Linked DNA regions of Homo sapiens: region 2 is linked to region 1. Evidence: chromatin contacts called from ENCODE Hi-C data. All regions are on one chromosome and are shown on one strand. Each heading gives the region's core, a stretch centred on a gene start or an enhancer-like site at or near the end of the contact. The rest is flanking DNA. Distances are from core to core; before and after follow the strand shown. Region 1 overlaps LOC105378102 (a long non-coding RNA gene). Region 2 holds the start of RPS6KA2 (ribosomal protein S6 kinase A2).

Region 1 (7,206 bases), core at 855-3,354:
AGGAAGCCTCCGCAAAGCCAAGATGCTCTTCAGTGTAAGCCTCTCTCGTCAGGCCCCCCTCCCCCAGAGGCGGATTCTCAGGCTCAGAGCTCTTGAGATCCGTGGCTGACCTCCTGACCATCGTTAATAATGACCGTTGCATGTTTCTAAATTGCTAAGGGAGTACATTTCACGTGTCCCACCATGGACAATAAGAGGGGTGGTGGATATGTTAATAAGTTTGATTTAATCACTCGACATTGTATACTAGACCAAAACATCACATTGAACCCTGTGAATACGTGTAATTATTATTTGTCAATTAAAATAATAATTTTCCAAAGCTGCTCCTGCAGGTGGATGTTTAGTGTGCTTTGAAGGCCAGTTCGGTGGAGCCTGGTTGTGAACCACGCAGGGGCACCCAGCTGGGAGCCAATGAGAAGTTGCTGAAGGGTTTCAGAGCTGCCTGCACAGCAGATGGAGCACAGACAGGGATGGACTAAGCCACCTGTGGGCGCCGGGGCTGTCACTGAGCTCCCCTGGGTGCCACAGTCTTCCTCACGTGCTGGGGACGCTCTTTCCTGCTGGGCTTGGCTGCAGGGACCTCGAGTCTCCCCGTGGGTGAAGCCCCATCTCACCAGGGCAGGGGTTAGGAGACTCTCTCCCAGGAAGCCCACGCCTTCCTCGTACCAATGAAGCACTGCAGGTGCCCCCAGCACAGACCTGCCTCGTCTCATGGATACCCTACCTCGGACATCTGGACAGGCTGTGTGATCTGGGGAGGGACAAGCAGGTCAATTAAAATAAGTTTCAGGGATGTCCTCACAGCCCCCTCAACCGGGATTGTTCTTTTGCAGTAAGAGCATCTGGGGCCTAGATACCAGTGTGGCCCCTCCCCACCACCCCAGCTTTATTAGGGGATCAGGAGGCAAGAAAGGCACACAGGGTCTTGGTTGGTCTCTTAAGTGTAGAAGAATATCACTGCTTATTTTGCAGAAAATCATTCTCCAGAATTAGTCCAAAAGAGTTCACTACAGTTTGTAGCAGGTCATGTCAATGAATGCTATAATAATAGTGACGAGAAAAGAGAGTAACCAGGGTGCCCTCCTGCCCTGGGTTGAGATTTGGGAGTCAGCAGCATCGCGATGGTAGAACATTTATTCCTGGTGACAGCGTCAGAACCAGAAAGAAAACAGCTTGATTTCCAGGTTCCAGGTTGAGCCCGCCAGGCTGGCAGGAAACTCTATTGCTTTCTCAACGAAGGAAATTTGATTCCTAAGTCACTGAGAGAGAGAAAATCAACTCCTTTTATGTCACTTTTATTATATGGTACTCTAATAATTCTGACATCTGTTTCTCTCATTTCTAGATTTTAAGACTTTACTTCGATCTGGGGCCATTAAATATTTGGGACCTTTCTAAGAAACCTTTTTAAAATTAACGAAGCTGTGCATGTGTGTTCTCCACATTGTATTGTATGACCTTAAGACTTGACGTTGCTGGAGGGGAAGGGTTTGTGTTTTGTGAAAACTACAACAGCCATGAGGTTTAATGTTTTTCTTGATCCAAATTGAGGCTTCTCTTCAGAAGTCTCTATATGATCTCAGAAAACTTTTTGCGACTGACCTCAAGGCATCCAAATTATTTTCAATGGAAAGGGCATCCAAGATTTAAAAATACGCTCTAGGCCTGGAAGGACCCTGGAGCCCAGATTGGAAGGGTGGGGTGGTTGAGTGCTGCTGCTGGAAGCTCTCGTAAAAGGGGTGAATGAAGTAAACATCATTAGAATTGCTGGGTGCCAGAGGCGCCTGTGTGACATGTCTGGATGGCTTCACCGAGACACACAACTGATTAGATATTCAAAGTCAGGTGCTAAGAAACCAAGGTCATGCCATACTGCATTTCTCTCAAACAACTGGGCCCAGATAAGTTAAGCAGTGGGTGATACCCCCAGACAGATAAGGTGGCAATTTTTAACAATCTTAAAATATTGTTACAGCAAGGAAGGTCGTGATAAGATCAAAGCATTTGGAATTATGTTAACGGGTGCTGGGATTTCTTTTGCCCTCCCCTCTCCCTGAGCCTCCCCCTTCCTGCCACGTCTGCTTACAAGCACACACATACAAACACCACACACACGGGGCATGGCGTGTTCCAGAACCTGCTGGGATACCGCTAGGCTTTGGAATATGAATGCAGGAAGTGCTCGTGATTTTTTTTTTTTTCCTGTGCTCACAGCAGGTTGATTTATGGCCTGGATTACTGGAAACAGTAATTCTTTGCTCTTTATGATGTTTTGGTGGGGGATGCAGTAGCCTGCAGTCAGAACACCATGATTTCAACTAGGTTTTTACAAAAAGGTCTCTGCAGAAAGGGTGGCTGTGAATTGGTCAGCTTCTGGAACAGAGCAGTTAATAAGACACTAGCACATTAATCATGTGACGGCTATTGGGCTTCGCAGGGACAGGCACTAGCTTTTAAAAACAGCAATTTAGGTGACTACTGTGTTGAAAGAGGTTGGCTGAACACACTGTTTTTAACCCACAGTTAACAGTTGAATTGTGTGGGTGGTTTTTACGTACACTTTTTCGTGTATCTGGAATTTTTAATAACCCTAATACAATAATCTCTTCTATTACCTTTTATCCTATGTCAATTTCCAGAGCTACAAATGTAATGAGGAGTAAGCCAGTTATCTGCTAATTCTGGAGAAACTGTCAAGAATTATTCTGAAATTATCTGGACAATGCATAAACTCTTCCACTTTACCGGGTGGCCCTGGTAACTCCATAACAAGTATTTTGGGGTGGGGGCAGCCACAAAACCAAAGCCACCACTCACTAATGAAATAAATGACTCTCCTCAGCTGAGTTTAAGAAGTTTGTCCTATGTAGAAACTAAAATCTAGAAGTATATTAGAATTTCTGTTCTTTGGACCAATAAAAATTCATAGTATAAAACTTAAGACATAAAATAACAGTGATTTCATGTATCTGCCAGTAGAAAACCACAGTTATCATTTTGTAAGAAACAAAAACACTACGTTTTCAAATCCAACAGTGATTCACTTTTGTTTCCACTCATTTGTTGCATTTTATTAGTGAAATGAAGTATAAAGGAAGCTGCATTTATCGGGCAATTACAATCTACAAGAGGCTATGAAAATGCAGTGGGAATAAACCACATCTTTTGTTTTGAAGGAGAGAAAAGTATGATAATTAATTAGTGAAGAGAGTGAGTGTTTTGAGGGTATTAAAATTATCGCTGTTAAAACCAGACCTGACTAGGTTCAAATTTTGTTTCCAAATCTCACTAGCTGTTTAATCTTAGGCGAGTTATTCTCCAATCTTTCTGTGCCTCAATTTCCTTGTTGTTAAAATGCATATATTCAGAGACCACAGTTCATGGGATTTTCTTGAGGATTAAGGGAAATTATGACAGTGAGTTCACTAAAAAAAAGCAATGTCTTTTATACAGTGACCTCTCAGAAAGTAAATTTTGGCATATCCATATTATAGATTATGATGCATTAATTTAAAATGGTGACACAGTTGTGGATTTAGAGACAAAGAAAAATGTTAATATATTGTTAAGGAGAAAAGGCTGTAAAAGATTTATAAATGTTTTATGCATTTGTGCAAATTACTAACAAAATGTTCTAAGAGGAGTTATAAAACAATAAATGTTTTAGTTGTCTCTCAGATTGGCACAGGTGCAAAAATAAAGTTCATACTCACTGCAGGCCGTGGGTGAGTATTAGACACACTCCTGCACCATTAGTGGAAGAGTAAATTAGTGTATCCTTTTGGGAGAGTAACTACATATATCTATCAAATGTTTCTCTATTTGGCCTATCAATTCTACTTCTTCAAATTTGTGCTGAGCAAATAATCATTGATATGTGAAAAGATTTATCTGTCAATAGAATCTATATTGCAATAAACATATATTATAGGCACATGCAATAACATAGAAAATCTCAAAATCCTAAAATTTGGTGAGAGAAGCCCAGCAAAAGAATGCATGTTCCATAATAAAAATGACTGAATAATTTCATAAAATTCAAAAACAGTCAAAATTAATTTAAAGTATTGGACATCAGGAGAGTAGTTATCTTTGGAGGGGTGAGAGGAGATATTGATGGAGAAAGGGCTAAAGGAATATCTGGAAACTGGGAACTTTCGATTTCCTGATCTAAGTACAGTAGCGCTTACACAGGGGTGCTAACTCGGTACTAATTCCTTGAACTGTGATAAGATGTACGCACAGTCTGTATTCTGTGTACGTTGCTATGTTGTTTATGTGAAAAAAGAATTAACCACTAATCACTGTGGGCTGCCTCAGTAAACTTTTATATCCATATTTTTATTAGCATGCATTAAATTATTAAAGTTATCAATGTGAAAATTTCTAAGTTTACTACTTTTAAATTTATCCCTATGGAAAATCCTAATGACGCAGTCAGGAGAAAACAGGGTACGCGGTAATATATATGATCTCACTGTATTATAAAAATAACAAGCTCCTTATATTTCTGTGTAGACATAGGCACTAACAAACTCTAGACAGCTATAAAAACAGAGACTGTTGGCCGGGCACAGTGGCTCATGTCTGTAATCCCAGCACTTTGGGAGGCCGAGGCGGGTGGATTGCCTGAGGTCAGGAGTTCAAGACCAGTCTGGCTAAGATGGTGAAATCCCATCTCTACTAAAAATACAAAAAAATTAGCGGGGCGTGGTGGTATGCGCCTGTAATCCCAGCTACTCGGGAGGCTGAGGCAGGGAAACTGCTTGAACCAGGGAGGTGAAGGTTGCAGTGAGCTGAGATCATGCTACTGCACTGCAGCGAGCAAGACTCTGACTCAAAAAAAAAAAAATAAAAACAAACAAACAAACAAAACCACACACCAGAGATTGTCTTCACATAATAGAAGCATAGATATTTTTAAAAAATTTTTTAGTATTATCTGGATGTTTTGCAAAGATCATAATACTGCCCTTCTGTAGATGATGGTAGCTACCTCTATAATTCTTCCGTGTGTTGCCCTTGCCTTTGTAGAAATGGAAAAGCTTCACCTCCATTCTCTTAGGATCATGGCTGAGTCCGAGAATAACGTTGACATAAGATGCTTTAACAGGAGAAAAGCCTAATGCAAGTTTGGACGCAGTGTTTCACACCTGTAATCCCAGCAATTTGGGAGGTGGAGGCAGGCGGATCATTTGAGGTCAGGAGTTTGAGACCAGCCTGGCCAACATGGTGAAACCCTGTCTCTGCTAAAAATACAAAAAAAATTACCGCGGCATGGTGGTTTGTGCCTGTAGTCCCAGCTACTTGGGAAGCTGAGGTGGGAGGGTCTCCTGAGCCTGGGAGGTTGAGGCTGCAGTGAGCTGAGATCATGATGCCTCTGCACTCCAGCCTGGGTGACAAAGCCAGACTGTCTCAAAAAAGAAAAAAAAAAAAGAAGACCCAAAAAGTAGTTAGAGTCATTACTTTTATACTGAATTGAACAAAGAGTAGTAACTTTTAAGAAAGCAACTATTGTGCAGGGAGGCTTAACAGATAAGAATGATGCTAACAAGGCCCTCTCAGTTATGACTTCTTGTCCTTGAGGATAAGGCTGTTGCCTCTTTCTAGCACAGGGAGGGCTCCTTTCACTTGGGAATTGCATCTTCTGCTTTTAAGAAACAGCATGAAGGTCAAAGTAATCTTTTTTGCATCTACTGCATTTTGAGTGCCCTTAACTTCGGTAGTCAAAGTGCCAGAAGAGCGTATTTTGGCTCCTTCACCCCCACCCCCAACATGGGCACCAAAGAAATCTTTCCAGCCCCAAGTCAGGTGGCTGCTCTCTCATGTGAAGCCATTTGGGGGCTTCCCGCTGCACCCAGAAGATCCCTGCAGACCTGTCTGCACCCCCTGACTCTCATCTCTCCTGTGCCTCGGGACCCCTGGCCTTGGGCTCTTCTCTCCTTGCCATCTTCCTGCCTTCTAGTACCTGCTTCTGCACAGGCGTTCTGCCCTCCTCATTTGCTCCCTTGCTTTCTTGCGGCCTCAGGTCAAATATCATGATTCTCACCTAATGCCTGCTCTTCTTTTCCTCTAAGACAATGATGAACATTTATACTTTTGTCTTTAGTTTGGGGTTAACTTTTTTTTTTTTCTTTTGAGACAGGGTCTCTCACTCTGTCCCTCAGGCTGGAGTGCAGTGGCGTGATCTCAGCTCACTGCAATCTCCGCTTCCCAGGCTTAAGCAACTGTCCTGCCTCAGCCTCCTGAGTAGCTGGAATTACAGGCACCCGCCACCATGCCGAGCTAATTTTTGTATTTTTAGTAGAGACAGTGTTTCACCATGTTGGCCAGGCTGGTCTCGAACTCGTGACCTCAAGTGATCCACAAGCCTTGGCCAAGGTGCTGGAATTACAGGCATGAGCCACCATGCCTGGCCTGGGGTTAACTTTTTAAATGTTTGTCTCACCTGCGCCTCTTTCTTCAGACTGCATTGCACGAGGGTGGGGCTGTATCTGCCTTGTTCATCTTCATAACCCTAGAGCCTCATTCCTGCTAGTTCCCAATAAATACACTGAACAAACGGAACCCCAAAAGGCACTTATGAAAATAACCAGCAGCTTATTGAAATTAAAACCTAAACTCAAGATTGTAATAGGAAAAGAATGAAATGAACTAATTGTCATTAAATAATAGCAAAATAAATTGTTAAAATGATATTCTTGAAGAATTTTTTATGACATGAAAATTGATTTGGGATATATTATTAAATGAAGAAAGAGAGTTACAAAAGTATGTGGCAATCTGAGTTAATTTTGTAAAAAAAAAATCGAATAATTTATGTAGGTGCAGAGAGGGGTCTGGAAATAAAGGCACACAAAACCTTCACAGTAGCTGTCTCCATGCAGTGAGGTAATAGAAGCCTTTTACTTTTTTTTTTGAAAAAAATTGCTTGTCTTTATTTTCTCAAACATGCATTGCTATAGTAATGAAAAAATAATGAATGTTATTTTTAATTAAAAAATACTAAAGCAAACTAGCTTTCTCTGTGTTTAAACAGTATGGAGCTATACTCCATTTAGAAAGGATGTTTATTTCACAGCCTCTGTTGTGGGGAAGTATGTAAGGTAATTTGGAACTCAGTTTCCAGCGGGACCTGTCGAGGTGGAAGTCCTACACCTTGCAGCAGCATCAGAGCACCTTCCAGACACCCTCCCCCTGGCC
Region 2 (6,650 bases), core at 4,023-6,522, 2.7 Mb after region 1:
GAGAAACAGAATGAAATTCCAGGTAAATGGTAAGTCAGAGGATGTGAACATAGTTCCTTTTTTATTTAATGGGCTTCCACTTCATTCTTCTACTTCTGAATGCATGAAAAATAGTCTGAACAGTCTTTGCTGTGCTGGGTGTGGCCAAAGACAGTCAGCACGTGGGTTTACGGAAAAGGACGGGCAAAGCAAAAGGGGCAAAATCTCACTACGTTTAGTTGTCTTTTCACATCGTTTAAAAAAACAACAACACTATTTCGGGGATTTTTCCTGAACGTAAAGAGAGAAAGTATGTAATGAAATTCCAAGCATAAGGCATATCACAGAAATTGTGACCACAAATAAGGAATTAAGCTTAATGTCTTTAAAATGAGTATATAAAGGAGCAAAAAGAAGAACAAATTCCAATTCAGTATTCACTAATATGGACTATTTATTGTGGTTTTTTTTTGGCTGTCAGAAAATCCAATAAAATTAAGATAAACATAATTTCTTTGGGAGCATTTATTGAGAGTACCTGAAAATTATCTTAATTAGAAATGGTTTTCTTGGAAACCACCCAAGATCTAGAAGAAGAGCTCACCTATCATGCCCCAAGAATAAGCCTTAGTGGTAAACTTTCCAGGAAGCTTTCTTTTTATCCATGACTGGAGCCAATATTGTTCCTGATGCTTGCTAAGAGTCCCTTCACACTTCCTTTATTAGGATACCATGTTTTCCTTAAAAGGGATGAGCAATTAAAATGTCTTTATATGTACAGATAGATGAATTCTGATGATCTGTGACCACCAGAAATAGAAATAAATTGACAATTGATCTAATCAGACCATTTAAATCCAAAGCTGCCAATAATTTCACAGCACTTATACCCTGATAGCAAGCTTCTTTTGACTTGTTTGCCTCTATTGTTAGACATTAAGCTCACTGAGGGCAGGGATCCTATTTTTATGTCCCAGTTGCTTAGCACAATGCACACAGTATGTGCTAAAATCTTTTGAGTGTATGAACAATTGAGCAAATAGATAAATAAAACGAAATTCTCCTTCCACTCAGCAGTTCATCACTAGCAATATCCCAGGTAGAGTCTCGCATTTTGTCTTCCTCATTCACTCCCTACTGTCTTTCAGGAGAAATGCCAGTTACAGCTGAAATAGCTCAAATAATAGGTCACCAAAGAGAACCCTCTGGCTTTGGTAACTCCAAACTAATAACTGCTTCCTAAATGAAATGACTTTGCATATTGACACCTTTAGCAAGTTGGTGGAAGTCTTGAGTTAATAATCTCACTTTTAATTAGTTTAAATGTACATTCCCTGTTGGAAGAAATACAAACTAAGCTTTGGAGGTTCCACATCCCATCTTCTGAGGCTCTACTGGCGTGTGGAAAGGTTGAGTGGGGAGAAGATTCCTTTCAGCTCAGTGGACCTATGGTTCTGCTAAGTTAGGACGGTGAGGGTGGTGCATTTCCTTGCTCTCAAAGCCACCTTAGCTCATTAGGCAACTGGCATGGGTAACGTATTTTGTAGATAAGTGCAGTGACTCATAGGCCAGACACTCAGAGGGTATCCTATCCCAGCCAGGTGACGGTAACTCCAGCTTAGCAAATGGGCCAGTGTCCCCTTTCCTCATCTATGAAGTGGACTGTTGAATGAGATGCAGGTTACTCTGCCCAGCAATGTGTCGTGGTTCTTAGGCAATACTGTCAATGCCCTGAAAGCAGAGCTCTCTTGGGGATGAGGGTCTTGCGGTCACTGAGACCTGACACCTTTCTGGGGCACACCCATGGAAGTCTATGGAAGATACCCAGTTTTCCTCTAGAAACCCCCAAAATTATAGTTGCCAGAGTCAACAACTTGGCCATCTCACTTGGTTCTATGCTGATAGAGGACAAAAATATTCAGTGAATTTCATTTTAATCTGTAATTAATAAACTGTTTCCAAATATGATTAAGTAACCTGACTTCTCTGTCACTTAGGGTTTAGCAAATGTTGGGTTATGGACGTAAAATTTATTTTAAAATCAAGTATGTTCAGAGAAGTTTTGCCAAGCATAAATGTAAAAGAGAGGAAAAAAAAGAAGGAACTTTAGAAATTTCTCATTATTTAAAAAAATAAAAAATGAAAATAAATAAAATCAAGTATGAAAACATTAGGACTGAGTCTCTCTCTGAAAGCCTTTTAAATGAAGATATTGTTTTCAACTTAAAGTAACTACATTAATTTCCTGTTTATGTCACTAGACTTTGAATTTCAAATAACAAAAATTTTCAAAGTCTTTGTATATTTCAAAATATAAATTTCACAGAAACAATTTTAAAATGTTTCCTATTATAAAACAAGTTATCTTTCTCATTCATCCACACAGAGGAAATACACATCTGTGTTCAGTACTTTGTGTCCTATTTCTCAACCTCAATCCATTGACAGACCTCCCCTGCTCAGTTTTACATTTTTTGATGAGTGCTTCTTGGCCTATAACCAGCTGTGAACACACAAACGAACAGGCAGCCTTCTCAAGTATGGGTAGGGCGCAGAAGAGGAACTTACTGGACTGGGGCACAAAGTCAGCTGCTTGTGAGACTCATCACTGGGTGGAAGTGCCCTGAGGCCAGGACTTCTATGTCTCGTGTCTTTTTGGACACAGTATCCAGAAAAAGACCAGCCCAAGACCCGGTCCTCCATAAACACTTGCAGAATGAATTCCTTGGAAAGCTTTTAACAAGACTCTCAAACTCTCAGGGTTTCTTCCCCTTAGCAATAGAATGAGGAAAGTTACATATGCTACCCCGATTTTCACAAGTATCAAATAATAGAAAGCTGGGGAATGCATTTGTAAAAAAGAGAGCATTGTATTAGCATTGACCTTTTTTTTTTTGAGACAAGTCTCGCTCTCTCGCCAGGCTGGAGTGCAGTGGCGCAATCTCGGCTCACTGCAACCTCTGACTCCCTGGTTCAAGCGATTCTCCTGCCTCAGCCTCCTGAGCAGCTGGGATTACAGGCACGCGCCACCATGCCCAGCTAATTTTTGTATATTTAGTAGAGATGGGGTTTCTCCATGTTGGCCAGAATGGTCTCGATCTCCTGACCTCATAATCCGCCCGCCTTAGGCTCCCAAAGGGCTGGCATTACAGGCATGAGCCACTGCGCCCGGCCATTATTGACCATCTTAGTGAGACCTCCAGCACCTAGTACGGGATCTGGCACACAGGAAGCACTAATTGACTACTTGCTCTTAGACTACATGTATTTTCAGCCCATTTGACCTCCTACATCGCTGATGGTTTATGTATGACTTCTAGAAATTTTATTTCTACATGGAAGAAACCTCGTTTCCTATTCCCACCACCCCCCCACCCCCCCCCCCGCTTGTTTCCCACTGTATTCTTTCCGGAGGCACGCCTGCAGCCCAGCCCTCCTTGCAGAACCCTGTGACACCAGAGGCGTGTGTATCCAGAATCAGGCAGATTCCTGAACTCCCACTGGTCAGCCAGTGTCTAGTGCTGCTCTTCATAAACAATGCCTGGAGTGTGCTCACACGTGTACCTCTTCTTGGCAAAGACAGTAAATGGAAGGAGACAAGGAGTTGTCTAATAAACTTGGCATTGAGATGAAACAGGAAACAAAGACATGTATCCGGATAAAGATAAATACTGTTCTGAGTTTCTGATCTTGTCAACTTCAGATTTTTTAAGTGCCTGTGTCCCAGGAAAATGATTTGCCTCACTGGTGTGCTTCATTTCTTTCAATATTAGACTTAAAAGCAAGCCCTCCTCCAGTACTGGATTAACAGTTTTGTTTGAAAGATGTGTTTTACCCTCGGGAACCGGCCATACTGATCCTATCTAGTACTTCCAATTCTGATTTAGGGATGCCATAAGAGAAACTTTTTAAACAAGTAATTCTCTTCTACTTTTTTGTCTATTCCTCAGGTCTCTCAATGGTTACAGAACCCATGTCTGTGTCTAATATCATGGCAGCTGGGACAAAGAAAACCAAGATGAAACATTTGAGATTGTTCCAGCTGAAACAAACCAACCAAAACCCCACAGGTGCCAGCCTTGAGGCAAAGGCGGGACAGTGTCAGGCGAAATCTTTGGGTCCCAGCCTCAGTCTCCCCATCACCATGTCTTTTTCACTTAAACACGTTTCACTGTTTTGTCATCTATAGATTCAACAATGTGATTTGGACACTGGGAATAAGAGAATAAGATTTGATGGTTGAAATAAAACACACCACGAGAGAACCGTCCACAAGGAAACTCTAAGATGCCAAGATGCGGGACAGGTAGAAAGGACAGGGCTTTGGGAGTACTCTGGGTTTTCAGGACGAATCTGTATCAGCCTCGGCGCTGCGAGGATATTGCATCAGGCTCTTTACTCCTGAACGCCGTTTTAGACGCCTAAGCAGATTGTGCTGCTGCCTGTTCTTCCCCGTTCTGTGAATTCTACACTGACTTCAAGTGCACGAATGAGCTACAAGATAAGGTGGAACCTGCCGGCCGGGCACGGCAGACAGCACCTGATCAGCGCCTCGGAGGGCGGAGCTGGGGGGCTTCTCCACTCGGGACTTTGAGGGACCCCCGCGGAGCGCTCCGCGCCACTCGGCGGTCTAGCTGCAGAGAAAGCCCCTCCTCACCCGGGGCTCCCTGTGGCCCACAGGGGACCATCCCACACCCCGTGCAGCCAGCGGCGGAGAAACCAGCTGGAAATGCAGTGGGGGTGGAGTTGCCCCCGCGAGGACCCACGGACCGCCCAATTACTACGGAGTCCCAGCGATAACGTTTGGAGCCGTTTGGTTCGATTTTCGGAACCGGACCAGCTTTCCAGTAACTTGAACTCCCTGACGGGTCTCGGGGTCCACCCAGGGGTGGCGAGGCGGGCTCGGGCGACCACGGCCCGCTCAGTGCCCGGCACCTGCGCGCCCCGAGGGCGGCCGCATTACCTCGAGCCGGCTCAGGCTGGAGCTCTTGGAGCGCGACTTCCTGCGCAGGTACACAGAGAAGAACCTGCGCACGGCGAACTTCTTCATGCTCAGGTCCATCGCCCCGCGCCCAGCCCGGAGCAGCCGCAGGGCCGGGGGACGCGCATCCCCGGCATCCCAGGCGCGGGGCTCAGGTCCGCGGGCGGGCACGCGTGGCCAGGGAGCCCGGCACGGCGGCCATGGGCGCGGGGCGTGGGGCGCGAGCTGCGGTCACAAAGGGCAGGCCGCGCCGGCCACCGCGGCCGGGGCCACAATCGCTCCCTCCGCCTCCTTCTCCGCCTCCCCTGCGAGTACCAGCGCCGGCCACGCGCCACGCCTACACCACGCCCACCACCACTACCACCAATCAGCGCCCGCCGCTCCGCGCCCCGGCACGCACACCTCCTCCTCCTCCGCCCCGCCCCGCCACTACGGCCAATCAGCGCTCACCACCCCTCCCGTTCCCACCCACCACCAGCACTGCCAATGAGAGCCCACCGCCCCGCCCGGGAGAGCCCCGCCTCTGCCGATACCTCCAATCATCAGCGCCGCCCTGTGGTTCCAGGTGCCCATCCCTCCTCCTCTTTCTACTCCTTCCTACAAGAACCAGCTCCGTGCAGCCCCGCCCCCACGCGGTTCCGCCCACGGCCCCGCCCACAGCACTGCCCGCCAATCAGTGCCCGCAGCCGCCGCATACCTAATGAGCCTCGGCCCGGGACAGCTCCCGGCCCGGGCGAGTTGTGCAGCTGCTCCGGAGCCGCGCAGTCGCGGGCGTTCCTGTCACGCAACTTCGGCCCGGCTGCTCTTTCTTCCAGCTTGGGGCCGTCATTATGTTTTCCTTCCTTAAAACATCCCTATGCACACTTTGTCATCATGTTTTTCTCTGCCGAACCAAACTTTAATTGTTGATCAGCAAACGCAGCCAAAACCTCAGCGGCACAGCGAGCGAGGGACCGCCGCCTGCCAGCGGGCCCTGCAGCTCGGCCAGGAGCCGCCCTCCGCGGAACCGGCGCCTTCCCTCCGCCGGAGCGGACAAAGGCGCCCGAGGGCGGGGGCTCAGGCAGCCCTCGGGGCGCCTCCCTCCCGCGGCTGCAGAACAAAGACGCATCCGCCCTCCGCAGCCGGTCCCGCTCTAGGAAACGTCTACACAGATGGCTTATCAGGGCCCGCGCTGGGAATACCCGGGCGGGGTGACCTGGGTCTAGGGCAAGGCCCTCAGACCCGCTGCTGGCGGCAGCGCCGCTCGGGATCCGCCTTAAAGGGAAACACTTTTTTCTTTTTTTTCCTAGAAATGCTCACCAAGGGCTGCAGCAGGGCCGAGAATGCGGGCTCACGACCCCGTGCAGCCTGCTCTGTTTTCCTCTTGTGCACGTGTTGAGTTTGTATTTAAAAACAGGGAGAAACCGAGCCCATTGACATAGCACCATCACCACCTGCAAAGAGCAGAAACGAGTGCGGTGGTGAGTTGACAAGTCTTGCTTGCTCTTTTGCAGTGCGAACTGCAAAATCCTCGCGTTGTTTTGCTCCCTGGACTAGTCAGATGTTGCGTTAATACTTGTGTAGTCTATTTTGGCTAAGGTGGGTAGAGAGGTCAGAATGTCCTTAAATAAGAGCTTTAAAGTCATGCTGCATCCGGGCTGAGGTGAGGTCAGATAGGCTCTCTGGGTTTCCTGGAGACCCGCGTTGAGCG

What was found. Hi-C counts contacts between places; a loop is a spot of excess contacts on that map. Pooled maps may share reads with other maps.
Region 2: a loop to region 1 is called in a pooled map of gastrocnemius medialis, with 10 times the contacts of the local background. The contact joins the promoter of RPS6KA2 here to the enhancer-like site in region 1. A Hi-C loop is called at or near these places in 2 of 50 pooled maps.

The regions. Positions count from the first base shown.
Region 1 is chr6:163,963,852-163,971,057 of GRCh38, forward strand. All of the region lies in intron 4 of LOC105378102 (a long non-coding RNA gene), which reads left to right. Among named protein-coding and RNA genes, the nearest start is that of QKI, 550 kb to the left of the region's middle. RefSeq lists an enhancer at 1-1,506. Within about 2 kb of position 2,105, at least 7 of the 41 ENCODE cell types and tissues checked have a DNase peak (open chromatin) inside an H3K27ac peak, as active enhancers do.
Region 2 is chr6:166,621,979-166,628,628 of GRCh38, forward strand. RPS6KA2 (ribosomal protein S6 kinase A2) reads right to left here and starts at 5,273. Exons shown (of 21, transcript NM_021135.6): 1 at 4,943-5,273. The coding sequence starts at 5,041. RefSeq lists silencers at 5,143-5,492, 5,553-5,722, 5,973-6,032.